Linked DNA regions of Mus musculus: region 1 is linked to region 2. A link is a loop called in an ENCODE intact Hi-C map of the cell type or tissue named here. Cell type or tissue: heart. All regions are shown on one strand.

Region 1 (8,000 bases), 100 kb after region 2:
TGTAGTGCCTCAAACTCTAACGTTCACAGCCACACCGGGTAGCAAGTAGCAAGTTAAGATGAAAAAGTTAGGCTGGAGAGATGGCTAAGTGCATAAGAGCACTCAGGGCTCTTCCAGAGGACCCGGCTGTGGTTCTTAGCACCCATGTTGTTACTCTCAACTCCCTGTAACTCCAGTTCTAGGGAATCCAGTGCTCTGTTTTGGTCACCTTAGGCTCCTGCACCAGGTCCTACAGAACCATACACTCAGATACACACACATACACAAAATATATATATATTTTTTAATGTACAGGAAAGGCATTAAACATGTATATGTGTAAATAGTGTGGTTTCAGGGATCTGTTGGAGGTACTAAAAACATATCCCCACTGTGTGTGTAGGGGACTACTGTTAGACTCTCTAAGTCATCTGGTAGAGATCTCGTTAAGCCAGTAAATACCTTTCAACACTATTTTTATTCAGATATTCAAGGTAGGCCCAATTTTTGCCTTTGAAATCTATCACTTTTTTTCAGAAGCTAAAAGAAAACCTATTTTAGTTTATTAAAAATGTCTTAAGGGCTGGAGAGATGGCTCAGCCGTTAAAGGCTAGGCTCACAACCAAAAATGTAAAAATGTCTTAATTGCACCAGGTGTGGTGTCCCATACCTTTGATCTCTGCTTGGGAGACAGAGGCAGGTGGATCTCTGTGAGTTCCAGTTCACCCTGGTCTACAAATCGAGTTACAGGACAGCCAAGGCTATACTTGAAAAAACAAAAAACAACAACTATGCTAAATACTTTGTAGATAATCTCTTAATTTATCCACCAAATAGAGATCCAATATAAGTAAATATGAATGAGAGGTGTCTTGTGATGTGTTAAATGCCTTAAGAGTTGTTACAATCAGTTATATGAAGTTACTTAAGAAAAGCTCAGACAGTGTTACAGTATTAAAAAATTCAGTATGCATAGTTAAACATATATTAAGCATTTGGAGATGACAGTATGCAAATAACTTTTTGCTATGACCTTTGGCTTAACAGAGAAAATTAAGAATCATGGCTTTAAAGAAATTTAAACACAAAATGATATTTTATTTGAGGTACATGTTTTAATATTTGTTTCTAAAGTTTTTACACAGTTATATTTTTATTAGTGTATAGTGGCTGTCTTAGGTTTTGCTTCATAATGGAATGAATGAACTGTGCTGTATGTGACTTGTTCAGTGCTAGTTTAGTCAATACGCTACTTCACTATTTTATTTAGAGGCCGTTTACCTAGCTTGTTCAACGCCGTGTATCTAGCAACTAGAGAAGTATTCATGCGATCCAGTCAAGCAGTGACTGTGGATGACTCCTCCATCATAGCTAGTATTGGTAAAGTTAATTCATGTTGGTAAAGAAAAAATGTTTGTTATTCTTTCTGATTACATGCTTCTTGGAATAGTTTCTCTAATGTCTTTATGCAAAAACTTCTAGTGGCTCTTCAGACAAGGGAAGATCTCAGAAGACTCCAACTTCTCCCCTATCTCCAAGTTCACAGAAATTGTTACAGTTTGACCTTCCTGGGACTTCCTTAGAAAGATCTAAGTCCTCAGTCATAGTACCTCCAACTACAACTGGATTTAAGCCCACTGCAGCTTTTACTGACGTGAATAAAACAGAGATGGCTTCAGCACCAGGTAAGCAGATTCATGCAGGTAAAAGTTTGAAAGTACAGGGTCCATATAACTCTGCTAGTGGAGTGCAGGCCTAGCCTGGGCTCACCGGACACCACATAAATCACACGCAGGATGCACACACCTCAGTCGAGGCAACCGAGTGAGTTAGGTGAGCTTGGGGTCCATGAAACCATCTGTCAAGAGAGAGGTAGAAACTAACAAGAAAAACTGCGAACTAAGTGGTAGGGAAATGTTACTTCAAGTTTATATGATTACTCTTTTAAGTATTGAGCAAAAACTGTGTAGAAATTAAATATTCAAAAGCATACGTTCAACAGTGTTCATTTTTTCCATGTTGTCATCGTTAGTCAAAACTCATCCCCCAAATATTATGTTTCATCTGTAGGCATGTAATATGTATATAGACATGCCCATAAGAGAGAAAAAGAAGTAACTATTAAAATACAGTATATTAGTAAGTCACTGTCTTTAGTACAAAGAAAAGGTAGATTTGTCACGTGCTCATAAAATGAGAGCTGGTGTTGTGGTTTTGTGTGAGCCTTTTGATTTAACGATGCATCTGTGCCCAGGTCCTCAGCGTTTCTCTCCTGCTGGCCTTCAGCATCGCATGGCTGCAGAACTCAGTTACCTGAGTGCTCTCGAGGAGTCAGTGCGCCAGCTGTCCGACGTGGAGAGAGTTAGGGGCATTGCCCTCGCTCAGCAGGAGAGTGTATCTCTGGCTCAGATCATAAAGGTAGTAGCTGAATTTTTGTAATTTGTTCCTGTGGTTTTCTTCTTTTCTTTGTGTTTAGAATTACCCTTAATGAGTTTTGTTTGGTAAACAAAACAAAACAAAACTTTCAAGCTAGGCATTGTGGTGCATATGTTTAATCCCAGCATTCAGGAGGCAGAGGCAAGAGTCTTTCAGTGAGTTCAAGGCCAGCAAGGTCTATATAGCAAGTTCCAGAGCAGCTAAGACTACATAGAGAGAAACCCTGCCTAAAAAAAGAAAAAAATTCAAACTTCCAAGGAGAATTAAAAATAGTCTGTATATTACCTATAACTAACAAAAGAAAAACTGTCACATGGATTACTAAAAAGAAACTGGAAGCCTGATTTGGTAGAGGACACTTGAATCTTATCATTTGTGAAGCTGAGTCAGGAGGATCAGGAATTTAAGGTCAACTGGAGCTCTGTAACCACACTCTTCCTTAAAGGCCAAACCAAACAAACCAAAACAATTGGCACCCCCAAGAGAATTGAGAATTGAATGTGCAGCCGAGCTGGAGAGCGCCATCTCAGTCACTCTGTCACATGCTTTGTTTTCCATGTCTTATACTCTGCTTTAATAACTGAAAATGAACGATTGAATTAATGAAGATTAATGATAACAGTCACCTTTTTTTTCCCTGAAATTGACTACGTTTCTCTGGGTGGTGGTTGTTGTTTTGTTTTGCTTTACTTTGTTTGTTTGTTGGTGGTGATTTTTGTTATTGTTGTTCTTTATATTTGTTAACATTTGTTATTATTTATTTAAAATGCATTTGTCTATTGTATGTGTATAGTCTCAGGCGATCAGAGGACAACTCATGAAAATCACTTCTTCCACCATGTCGGTCTTGGAGATTGAACTCGGGCTGTAGAGCCCGGCAGGAAGCCCCTTTCCTTGTTGTGTGATCTTGCTGCCCCCACTTTATTTGATTTTTTTTTATGCTTTATTTGAACTAAGCAAACCAACCAAGGAACCATTTCTGAGATCCAGATGTTTTATAAAACAAGGATAGTGTGCACTGTAACTCAGCACATCCAGAGGTTAACCAGTGTTCTCCTTTGTGGAAGCTCTAGGGCACCATTTTTATTTTATTTTACTTAGGTATTACATTCAATTAAACAATGCAGATTTTAGCTGTGCAGTTTTAATTAATGTATATTTCTCCACAACAACCATCTAATCAATAGAAAACTTCTCTCATCCCATGCCCATTTTCTGTTAATTCCCAGAGGGGTATTCAGTCCGTTTTCTTATGCTATGGCTTATTTTTTGTCTCTTCCAGAATTATATATGTATATTCATGTTTATTTCTAACTCTATTATAGTTTATTTTATTCAACATAAAGCTAGAATTTATGTATGACATTGTATTTTTGCCTAGTAATAAACCAGTGATTAGTAAGTAGGTCTTAATTGTCCATGTATTTTCTTGTTGGTTGATATACAATATATTTTCATTTTTCTTGCATGAATACCCAGGATTATTGCTTGGGTCATGTATAAGCACTTAAAACTTAGTGAAAAACTCTCATATTGTTTTCTAAAATGTGGGGTTTTTTGTTGTTGTTGTTGTTGTTGTTTTATTTTTTCTGAGACAGGGTTTCTCTGTATAGCTCTGGCTGTCCTGGAACTTACTCTGTAGACCAGGCTGACCTCGAACACAGAAATCCTCCTGCCTCTGGTTGCTGGGATTAAAGGCGTGCGCCACCACTGCCCGGCTTCTAAAATGGTTTAACATTGAATGTTTGGCCTCACTGCAGTAGAAAGACCATACTGATCATGGGTTTGGAATAAGCATTGAGTCTGGCAGTTCTTAACAAAGTAGACATCAATCTCTTTTTATGATTCATGGGCCATATTGAAAACATCTAGGGACTTTGTACTGTTGCAGTAACTGGATAACACTATTGTTAATTAGCCAGGGTAGGCAGGAATCCTGAATCCCTTTACAATGTGAAACAGTTACATACACCCACATACATGCTCACAGATACACAGATTTCTTTTCCATGCCATATTATAATTTAGGAAATCCCATTATATAACTTCATGTATAGGCTAACCACCTATAGGGAACCATGCTATTTAGTACCATTCCAGAAGAGATGGAACATATATACTTGGAATTAACACAGTATGGAATAATGGTGTCAGAAAGGATTTTTTTTTAAACCTAAAGGAGGCCTTTAGGGAGGCAACATTTTAGATGAAGTTGCTCCTTCAGAAACAAAGTCAAAATGATGAGAACTGAGACATTAATTTTATCTTCACATACATAACTTTAGTAAAATCGAAGAGTTAGATGGTATAGTTTTCTTTCTAGCCAGCTTTGGTATTCTCATAAAATTTCTGTATAGAAATAGTGATACATGGTAGATAGCCACTAAGTCCTGCCAGTGAACAGTAAGATGTCTGATGACGTTAGAGTGTGCTACCTTTCCTTTAGGCTTGGTGTTTGGCACCTGTCACTTACATTAGGAACAACACTGTGAGTCTAGTATGGTGGCTCATGTTTGCAATCCTAGCTCTTCAGGAAACTGAGACAGATTGCCTGTTAGTTCGAGGCCAGCTTGGTCCATAAAGGACCTATTTGAAGAAAACAGGAGGGAAAATAGGGAACAAAGCAATGTGTTGACTGTAGCAGCTGTAATAACACATTTTATGCTGAAGAATTAATATTTGATCACTTTAATTGAAAGGCACAGCAGCAACGTCATGAAAGAGATTTGGCCTTATTGAAGCTAAAAGCTGAACAGGAGGCTTTGGAGTGTCAGAGACAGTTAGAAGAAACCCGGAACAAAACAGCTCAGGTAATTTGTTTCCTGGCAGATGGTGGTTTATTAGACCTAAAACTTTATTTATTTATTTATTTATTTATTTGAAGATTTATTTATTTGAAGATTTATTTATTTGAAGATTTATTTATTAATATATTTAAGTACACTGTAGCTGTCTTCAGATGCACCAGAAGAGGCCATCAGATCTCATCATGGATGGTTGTGAGCCACCATGTGGTTGCTGGGATTTGAACTCAGGACCTTCGGAAGAGCAGTCAGTGCTCTTAACCACTGAGCCATCTCTCCAGCCCAGACCTAAAACTTTGTATTTAAAAAGTGACTGGAGAACTCATTAAGCATATAAGTGTAAAAAAGAAAGGTGGTAAATAATGTTTAGTCCTTTATATGTGGTAATTTCATGGCATTTGAGTTATGTAGCAAACCTTTGAAATAAGTAGTCAAAACTCAGTCCCAGTTTAGAGAAGCGGCAACCACGGTGCATAGTAGTTTATTACTTACAGACCCATTAACTGTGAAATCCAGGTTATAGTCAAATGTATTTTTCATCAAGTATGAAACACATTTGTAAGTTAAAATTAAGCTACACGGAAGGAAGACTAACCCCTAAGCGTTTTTATTTATAGGTCCATGCAGAATCTTTACAGCAGGTGGTTAAATCACAAAGAGAAGTGACTGAAGTCCTCCAGGAAGCAACTTGTAAAATAGCAGCTCAGCAATCAGAGACCGCGCGCCTCACCACAGATGCAGCGCGGCAGATCTGTGAGGTGAGAGCCACTGGAGCCTTTGTTCTCAGCCATCCTGGATAACTAAGAACTCGTCTGGAATGGGTGCCTAACACTGACAAGATGCATACTTTGACTTAGTGATTCTGAGTAAAGCCCCACTAAGGTCACATTATTTACTTGTTATGGGGAAGGGCTCGTGGGTTTGATGTTGCAGTCAGGGGACAGCTTGGAGGAGATGCCTCTCTCCTGCTACCCTGGGGGTCTCAGAGATCAAACTCAGGCCTGCAAGCTTGGCAGCCTTTGTCTGAGGAGCCGTCTGCGAGCCCAGTTCAGTGATCTTCCCAGGGCATCACGTTCCTTTTCAGCTCTCCTGACTCCTTTGTAAAGTCTACTTTTACTGTTTGGTGTGTTCACATTTAGATGGCAGAACTAACTCGAACACACCTCGCAGATGCCATCACAACTTCTGGAGTTCCCCTAGCAACACTGTACGACCACCAGCGGCAGCATTTTCCAGACTTCATGAGAAAACTGAGGACCAAAGCTGAAACAGATAGGTGAGTATGCAGCCATTCAGATCTATGTAACGAGGTACCTTTTCATCCTATGCACCATTTAGGGTCTAGAGGAAACAGTTATGGGTGTACAGTCCAATGGGAAGAGGAACATTTGTCAAATACTCAGTTAAGTGAATGAAAACTTTATAAACTTAGGTAAGTGTTAGAAAAGAAACGTGTTTCAGAGGTATGTAATACTGAAATTCAAGTAGCAGAAGGCCAGGAGATGAAGAAGGTGTTAGAGACTTATGATGGGGTATGGTAGATAAGGAGTGGGTGATAGAAAGGAGGCAAAGAGTCAGAGGAAAAACCTTGAAGGACAAAGGAGTACAACATATTTAAGTGGAATTCAAAACAGAGAAGGCCAGTGCGACTGGAAGAAGAGAGCAAAGAGGGAAGTGGTATGGAAACCTGGGTGAGACCTTGCAGATGTTAGAATTTTGGACTTTACTCTAGAAACAATCAAAAGTCATTTAAAAAGTTTTTTAAGACAAGAGTCTTACTTTGTAGCCCTGGCTGGCCGGGAGTTTATTATGTAGACTGGGCTCAGATCCTGCCTCCCAAGTGTAAAGGTGTGAGTCACTGTGCCTAGTCTGTGTGTGTATGTGTGTGTGTGTGTGTGTGTGTGTGTCTGTGTGTCTGTGTGTGTCTGTGTGTGTGTGTGCATGTGTGTGTTTTCTTTTGGGGAGACTTTTTTTCAGCATCCCACACTGGAAGTCAGTCTGGCCTGGCACTTGCTGTGCAGCGCAGCCCTGCTGTCCAGACCTGGTGGCAGTCTCTGCTTTCCTCCCCCATGTGCAGAGAGGACAAGCAGGAGCCATTACTCCAAGCTTTGTGGGTGGTTTGGTTTGTGTTGTTGTTTGGGGTGTTTGTTTACAGTTTTGTGATTTGTTTGTTTGTTTGTTTGTTTGGTTTGGGTTTTGAAACAGGGACTCACTCTGTAGATCAGGCCCCAAACTCAGAGGTCTGCCTCTGCTTCCCAAGTTCTGGGCTTAAATGCACGGGCCACCACTTCCTGCTTACTTTGTGTGTGTTTTGTGTGGGGGTGTCCTTAAATAATGTTTTAACTGTCTCTAATTCATATTTTTTTATTGAAACTAGGAGTGGCTAGTGAGAGTATTCTTTCTTTATATGTCCATTTCTGTTTGAATTCTAAAATGCTTTCTAAGACTTATTTTGTAATTGTTATCCATCAGGATTTTACGTTCTATTTCTGTGGAGCGGCATTTAAAGTCCTTACCTCCCTGGAGACCTGGTGCTTCATCAGACTTTGTTTTGCTTGTTTTAGGATAAGTCATTCTGCTTCACACTCCCAGAGTAAAGAAGGCGCTGTGGACTCCAAGCGGCAGAAGTTCTCCCCTTCCCGTGACAGTTACTCTGAGTCTTCAAGATACAAGAGTCATGATTACCGGAGGTGAGGAAGGCTTTCATCAGTACAGTGTGGTAAACTCTGATAAAAGCTCTAAATGTTGCCTTTTCCTTTTAAATTTTGTTTCTATGAATTG
Region 2 (8,000 bases):
CCCCCCACTATCCTCTCCCATCTCCCTTTGCCTCCTGCTAAGCTTCCCCCAGCAAGTCCCCTTCCTCCTTGGTTTGTAGTCTACGCTCCCACTTCCCTTTAATTAGGGCTGCTTGAATGAGTAGAGGTGGGTGGGAGGGAGGTGGTTATTTGGGCAAGGGTAACTTACCAGTGGCTACCCCACTGAGGATATGACTTCCCTTCCCCAGCAACTGTTAACTGCCTATTAGGTCCTTCTGTGAAGTGTTGTCTTGAGCCCCTCCCCCATCTGTGGTGGAATGTAGGTGTGCTCAGGCTTCTTTTTTGTTTGTTTTGTTTTGTTTTGTTTTTGTTTTTCGAGACAGGGTTTCTCTGTGTAGCCCTGGCTGTCCTGGAACTCACTCTGTAGACCAGGCTGGCCTCGAACTCAGAAATTCACTTGTCTCTGCCTCCCGAGTGCTGGGATTAAAGGCGTGCGCCACCACGCCCGGCTTCTACACCTCCACTTCAGCTCCATCCTTTCCTCCTTGCAAAAAATCGTCCTTCCTTCTGCTTTCATGTCACGTAAAAGAAGATGTCTGTGGTACAGTTTGCAGGCCAAGAAGGATTTAAAGCCAAATCCTGTACTTCAGGTTATTGCCTGCAGTGTATCTGCCTCACTCTGTTCATTACTCATTATTCTCCCATGAAATGAGCACTGTAAGGTGATGCTACAGATACTTTGTGGTTTAGATGAAGCCACCCCAGCAGCTGGCAATCATCCAGATTCACTGAGGGGCTGCCACACAGTAAGTAGTGCAAGCTCCTAGGAGGAGACCAGCCCTGTCCTGCCTGTTTGTGCTGTGTCTTTGGTTATATTACCAGGTAGTGGATTGCTTTTAGTTTGTTCACTGATAGAGTAGTGAGTCTTATAGCTTTGTAATTTTTCATTTTTGTTGTTGAGATGACAGAATACAAAATATTAGAAGTAATGTTTTAAGATGCAGTTAACAATGATCATGAGTGACATTTGGTTTTGATTTTTTAGGGGTCCTAAGGGTTGAGCCAGGTTTTTAGTACTTTTAGGCAAGCATTCTATCACTTTGCTCTACATCAGTTCAACGGTTTTCTTAAATGCTATTACTTTCTATTGTGGATAATCTATAATGAGTATATATGTGTTCTTAGGTTAAGCAGAATAATAGCATTTTCACCTTTTTCTATTTTTAAATTAAACTTCAAGATTTGAGACATTTCCTTTTTGAAAATATTTCATTGAATCTAAGTTGCCATATTTTGTTATGTATCAATAAGAAGAACCTGTCTAATTGAGTTTTATTATTAGATGCAGCCTTAAAAACATTTTCTATAGAGTACTTTTTTAGTATTTGATATGATATAATATGAGAGAGAGAAAGTGTATGTGTGTGTGTGTACATATATGTCCATCATTTTCACACATGCAAACACCCATTTTAAAATATCTGATATGCAGGATATCTGCTTTGAGATCCCTGGGGGGGTTTACGACCCACAGTTGGAAACCACTGTTCTAGAAGGAAGAGTTTATTTGAGTTTACAGTTCCAAAGGGTTAAAATCCATGATGTCAAGAGTGAAGGCATGGCAGCAGTAATTGCTGGGAGCTTGAATCTCAAACTGCAAGCAGGAGACTGTGAGAACACACACAAAAGTTCAGAACCTCTGCCCCCAGTGACACATCTCCAACAAAGCCATGCCCCCTAAACTTCCACAACGAGTGTTGCCAACTGGGGCCCAAGTATGAAATGTTGCCCCAAGACTTATGGCGGACATCTCATCAGCCTGCCATAGCCTGGTCAGGTGGTTGATGGGCTTTTCTTTTTCCTTTCTGTGCTGGGAATGAAAGCCTCACGCACACGACGGGAGTGCTTTGCCACTGAGCCACAGCTTCCGCATAGCCATTTTCAGAGTAATGATCCTAGAGCTGACATCTTATCGTTGTCCAGTGCTAGGTGTTTCTAGTTTAGAAAAAGGGAAATAAGATGAGAAGATGAGCCAGGCGGTGGTGGTGCACGCCTTTAATCCCAGCACTCAGGAGGCAGGGCCAGGCGGATTTCTGAGTTCGAGGACAGCCTGGTCTACAAAGTGAGTTCCAGGACAGCCAGGGCTACACAGAGAAACCCTGTCTCAAAAAGCAAAAAAAAAAAAAAAAAAAAAAAAAAAAAAAAAAAGATGGGAAGATGACTCTGGTTAAATGTGCTTGCAGAGGACGGGAGTTCAGTTCCTAACACCGCAGTGGACATCTCAGAACCACCCGTGACTCCAATTCAGAAGATCCAACACCTTCTGCTTCTGCAGGCACCAGCACTCAACATACACATGCACACAAAAGGGAAAAAATACATATTGATTGTGTGTTTGACTGGTCAGAGGGTTGGATCAGTTTCTTTGTCTGGTAGATAGGTGAAATGGCTGTGTTAGCTCCTTCTGTCTCTGTCCCCATTGTTCTCTGACTTTACTCCTTTTCTCTGTTCTAGATCAGGACTTCCCAGCTCATGAGAATCAGCCATTACTGCTGAGTAAGTTCTCTGTTTCAGTCAGCCCTCTTCCTGCCTTGTTCAGTCAATAAAAAGTCCCAACGTGGCCAAACTTGATAACACACACCTTTAATTCCAGCAAAGACAGGAGGGTTTCTGAGTTCCAGACCAGCCTGGTCTACAGAGTGAGGTCTAGGACAGCCAGGGCTACACAGAGAAACCCCAACTCAAGAGACCAAATAAATAAATAAAGTTGTAATTTGATTTTAAATCATTTCACCTCAGCTTTTTAAGTCCAACACACAATGGTCCTGTATGTAATAATTACTCTGATTTGGCATTCTATTCAGGGCTGTTTTAGCCTCAATAATTTACTTGGAGGGTAATTGCCCAACTTTTCTTCTTAAATGTAACTAGAAACCAGTGGAATAGTTTTGAACTCAGTGTTAGATCAGAGTAAAGATATACATCATAGTTTTATCTGGTGGGCAATTATTTCTGTCTGAGGGAAGGCTTTTGTCGTCACTAGTCTGACCCCAGGACGTTATCTTTTTCTTCAGAGGCTTTTACCTTTGATGTGTTCCTCCCTGCATTCCCCTCCCTGTTATATTTATTGTATATGTTGAACTATGTTATAAATTTAGTATACGAAATGATGTGTGTTTGTGTTTTTGCTTCAGCCTCAGGATGTCAGGAAAACCCTCAGGAGTGGGTTGACCGAGCTGTACGAATGAGGAGTAGAATGGCGTGTAAGTAGACCCCTCTCTTTGCTGCTGAACTTTGTGACTATCTAACATAACAAATACTGAGCTCTTCCGGTCAGTACCAACCGTCAGCTCTGTTCCCAGATGAGAGTGCAGCCAATGCAGCCAGTGCAGTGTAGGAAGTGGCATGCGAAAACCAGTGGGGGCCGTTCCCAGGCCTCACACCTCACGAGCTAGCAGCTAATAATTTCAGGTGTGTGTGTGTGTGTGTGTGTGTGTGTGTGTGTGTTCTCGTGGACTTCATATAGATAAGCACTCTACTGCAGCCTTCTTTGCCCCATATTTCATGTCATAAAGGCTGAAAATTCACAAATAGTATTTTCATGATTATGTTTAGGGTAGCACAAATGTCACTGAATGGAAGAAATATCTGTTGGGCTGATGCCCTCTTCTGGTATGTCTGAAGACAATAAGAATGCACTCATATACATAAAATAAATAAATCTTTTTTAATAAATCTGTAAATTGATGTGACAAAATGACCATACTTTGAGCTCAGTCTGTCATTATGTCTGTAGAAATACATCCATATTAGTGCTGAAGATGTAACTAAGTGGTGGGGCATTTGGCCAGCATGCATAAAACACTGGGTTCAGTCACAAGATGAACAAAAAACACGCAGGAAATCAAGTCAGGTCAGTTATTGATTATATCTGTATTGGCTGTGTGAACTGTCCATTGTTTTCTGCCCTGCATGGTGCTTTGCTCTTCACCCTCCCACACCACAGAATTTGGTTTTGGGTCTGAGAACAGTGTTTCACTCTACGGCCCACATTGTCTAGAATGCCATCCTTTAGCCTCAGCTGCTCAAGAGTTGGGGTTTTAGAATGGTGGGTACCATCACACCAGACTGTATAAAACCCTCACATTTATCTGTTGCTCATGGAAGGACTGACACACTTAGAGATTGCGGTAATCTCTAATGATTACAGTTGACTTTTCCTCATCAGAGTCTGTATTCCACTCTTAAACGAGCTATTTAGCCGCATAAAATGAAAACACCCTTTCCTCCTGCCTTACTTTTGGCTATTATTTTTCAGTGTTGTGTGTACTACTTGATAGTAGAAAAGCATTTCCTGCCGGGGATGGTGGCACACGCCTTTAATCCCAGCACTCGGGAGGTGAATTTCTGAGTTGGAGGACAGCCAGGGCTACACAGAGAAACCCTGTCTCGAAAAACCAAAAGAAAAAACAAAACAAAAAAAAAGAAAAGAAAAGCATTTCCTCTTAAAATTTGTTTTTCATTGCCTCTTATACTTAGGAAGCCAAATACTAATTATTCAGATTATTAGAATTAATGAAAAATCTTTTTTTTCTTTTAAATTTGAGAGACAGCATCTCTCTGTGTAGACATGACTGTCCTAGAATTCACTATGTAGACCAAACTGACCTTAACTCAGAGAGCTCCACCTGCCTCCTGATTGAAAATTAAAATCTAAGAGGTAGCATTGAAAGTAGAAAATGCAGTAATGGTAGTCTCTATACCATGGAAAATTCAGAGCTTCTTGGGGTATTTCTTAGTTTATAATACTGTATTCCAGGAAATAGCAAAGAAAAAAATTTATATACATTGATACCAGAGAAGATTTTTAAACTTTTTTTAGATTAAATTTATTTGTGTGTGTATGCGCGTGTGTGTGTGTGCATGTGCATGCTTATCCATGAGCTGGAAGAGGGCTTTGGTTCTCTCAGAGCTGGAGCTAGAGACAGTAGATCTCAGGAACTGAACTCAGGTCCTCTGTAAAAAGTACCAAGTACCCTTAACTGCTGAGCTGTCACTTCAGCTCGAGACTGAAGTGTGTGTGCTGTATTTGCACACAAGTATAGTACCTTCAGAGGTTAGAGGAGGGTGACAGATCCTGTGGAGCTAGAGCTATGAACTCCCTGATGGGAGATTTGGACTCTTGTCCTCTGGAAGAGCAGTCTCTGCTATCTTTACCTTAGTGATATCTCTCAAAACCCTTTTTATTTTCTCTAAGATGTTGCTCATTGCGAAAGGAAACTGCTACTGCTGTTATTCCTGAGAGAGGGTCTCAACCGTATAACTCTGGCTGGCCTGAAATTAAGTCACCATGACTGGCTTAGCATTGTTTTTGGGGGTTTTTTGTTTTTGTTTTTGTTTTTTGTTTTTTGACACCAAATTTGTTGTTAAGTTTTAGAATTTTGAGTTAAGTACTTGTAACTACCGTACCTAGGTATTGTACTGAACTTTGAGAGTGTTGTAGAAAAATGGCATGCAAGAAATATGCATTCATCAAGTTGAGTATAGTAGTGCACACCTATAATTGGGCTGCCTAAACAGGAGGTTTGAAGACACCTTGGGCTACATATCTAGACCAAGGAAAGAAAGATTATTAGTCTATTAACAAAGTTTTGTTTAGTATAGAACAATGACAAGGATGAAAATATTTGTAACAGTGAAAGACACCAATAGTGATTTTGTAACAGCCTTTACATAGTTACTCTTCAGTTCAAGATAATTGTTTAAACTTTTGTCACGGGTGTTTTGTTTAGCTTCTGGTTGCTACTGCTTTGGTTTTTGGACAGGATCTCACATAGCCAGCTCTAGACTTCTCCTTATTTTTGTGCCACCTCTGAGTGCTTGATCTTAGTTGTACACCATCAAGCCTGAGCTCTTCTCTCTCATGTTTTGTTTTGTTTTGTTTTGTTTTGTTTTGTTTTGTTTTGTTTTGTTTTGTTTGAGACAGGGTTTCTCTGTGTAGCACTGGCTGTCCTGGAACTCACTTTGTAGACCAGGCTGTCCTTGAACTCAGAAATCCACCTGCCTCTGCCTCCCGAGTGTTGGAATTAAAGGTGTGCGCCACCACCGCCTGGCCACATAATTGTTAATGCTTACTTATATCATGTAAAAATCAATAACTGGCAGATTCACGGCCCTGCACTCTTGACTTTATGGAGTAACTGCTGCTATAACTTTGGACTTGAAAATCCCTATAGATTTTCATGTTTCTCTTACTGCTTTTAGTGATTTAGTAAGGAAGAGAGAATACCTCAGCAGTTTATACATAGCAGGCTTCAAAGTATGTTTATGATCTATGGATTACATACATAGTGTGTATAACACATATTTAATACTTATTAGTCATATCCATCGTAAAGAGTAGAACATCACAGAACTGCCATTTCCCATTTATCTTTGTAATTATGTAATAAGGTCTTTAAGATGAGCATCTGATATATTGGGGCCTTTTTAGTATTTGGTTTTTAATAGTGCATTTGTAACCTACGGCATAATTTAAATGTTTCTAATAAAGTTTCATGAGCAGAATTGGTAACCCAAAGAATCGGCTCTTAGAGTTAGCACGATGTCACTTTGTCTTGCTTGCTTGTTGAGTGTTTCAGTTTTGTTTCTGTTTTCTGGTCATATGACTCAAGGCAATTTCTGTATCTTAGCAGTATTTATTCCTGTGATCTAGTCCAGTGCTTCTCAAGCACAAGGAAGGTCATCTATCTGTTCAGAAGTTGTCTATACCAAAGTTACTGCGGGCAGGTGGTAGATGGGTGTGATCACAAATGGAGGCCATGCCAGTGAAGTTGTTGGGCCTCTCTGTCTCTTGATACAGTTTTGTTTTGTTTTGTTATGTTTTGTTTTGTTTTGTTTTGTTTTATAAGATCTTAAAAATAGTAATTAAGAATGTAATGGCCAGAATCCTAGAGGAACTATTTCAGTCATTCTAAGATAGAAAATAATGATTTAAGATTGCGTTTTATATGGAAATTCCTTATTCCATGTAATTTAGTAATTCATAACCTACATTTTCCTCTTTCTTACATTATCTTCACAGGTAGCAGTTTTGTAAATAGTCATTTTCCAGGTGATTTCAGGCTTATTAGGGTGTACATGTTTTTCTTACCTTTGTTCCTAACACGTAAGCTGCGAGGCTTTCTCTCTCTACACTGAGTGTGTAAGGGTTCCCTCTGTAGTAACTCGGATACTGTTGCTGTGATGAACTTTGAGGGGCATCAGTGTAGCAGGCGTTTGGAGACTCTGTTTCACCTACCACCTCTGCTTGACCCCTGCATTTTCTTTCCTGTAATGAGAATACATGGGCAAATAAAACATAAAATTGATGGTCTTCTGAAATTACTTTTTATTTTAGATAACAACATTCAGAAATCCAACTTTGGAAACCAGTCTCCATCAACCTCCAGGCCACGTAAGTCTGTCTAATCATTATGTGGGCCAAACTTGATGGCTTGGATTTATAACATTTTTTTGACAGCAGTATGACTTGATGCTATTTGAAGCATCATATAAGCACTTCTTTGGAAAAAGTATATACTATATCAGCAGGGAAATTCTGTGGAGGCAAACCATATGAAACATCTAGTTTCCTCTTGACTTTATTGTTCATAGTACCAAGAATAAATGTTGATAAGTAGGGCTGGAGAGATTGTTCGGTGAGTAAAATCTTACTGTCTGAGCCTCAGCACCAAAGTTCAGACTCTGGAACCATATAAAGGTGGAGGAGAGAAGCGACTTGGCAACGTTACACTCTGACCTCCACGCGCATGCGTACACCCACCATGGCCTGTGCACACACATGGCACTAATAGTCTGTTAGTGAGGAAGCCACCCTTATCATTACACTGAAGTAGGTCAGATTAGCAGGAAGGGAGCATAAGTGTGATTGAAACAAATGCTGCAGGTTTTGAAGTCACAGAGGTGTATTGGAACTAAACTGGAACACTTACCTTGTATACAGCCTTGAAGAATTTTCTTATTCCCAAAGCATGTTAC

The links. A loop is a pair of places that touch in the nucleus more often than their neighbours do. Peaks named below come from ENCODE experiments on the same cell type or tissue, not always from the same donor. Only the 100,000 strongest peaks of a DNase experiment are listed, where the experiment ranks them.
Region 1: a loop joins it to region 2, with 3 times the contacts of the local background. A loop is called at or near these places in 4 of 42 quality-filtered maps.

Annotation. Positions count from the first base shown.
Region 1 is chr1:155,909,113-155,917,112 of GRCm38, reverse strand. It overlaps Cep350 (centrosomal protein 350), which reads left to right. Exons shown (of 38, transcript NM_001039184.1): 16 at 1,462-1,664; 17 at 2,234-2,397; 18 at 5,115-5,225; 19 at 5,837-5,977; 20 at 6,359-6,495; 21 at 7,784-7,909. Among named protein-coding and RNA genes, the nearest start is that of Gm37383, 27 kb to the right of the region's middle. In heart, no CTCF peak of the experiment used is centred here; no DNase peak of the experiment used is centred here.
Region 2 is chr1:156,012,734-156,020,733 of GRCm38, reverse strand. It overlaps Tor1aip1 (torsin A interacting protein 1), which reads left to right. Exons shown (of 10, transcript NM_001160018.1): 7 at 2,475-2,516; 8 at 3,155-3,223; 9 at 7,360-7,416. Gm51653 (a long non-coding RNA gene) reads right to left here and starts at 2,162. Exons shown (of 3, transcript XR_003948071.1): 1 at 169-2,162. In heart, no CTCF peak of the experiment used is centred here; no DNase peak of the experiment used is centred here.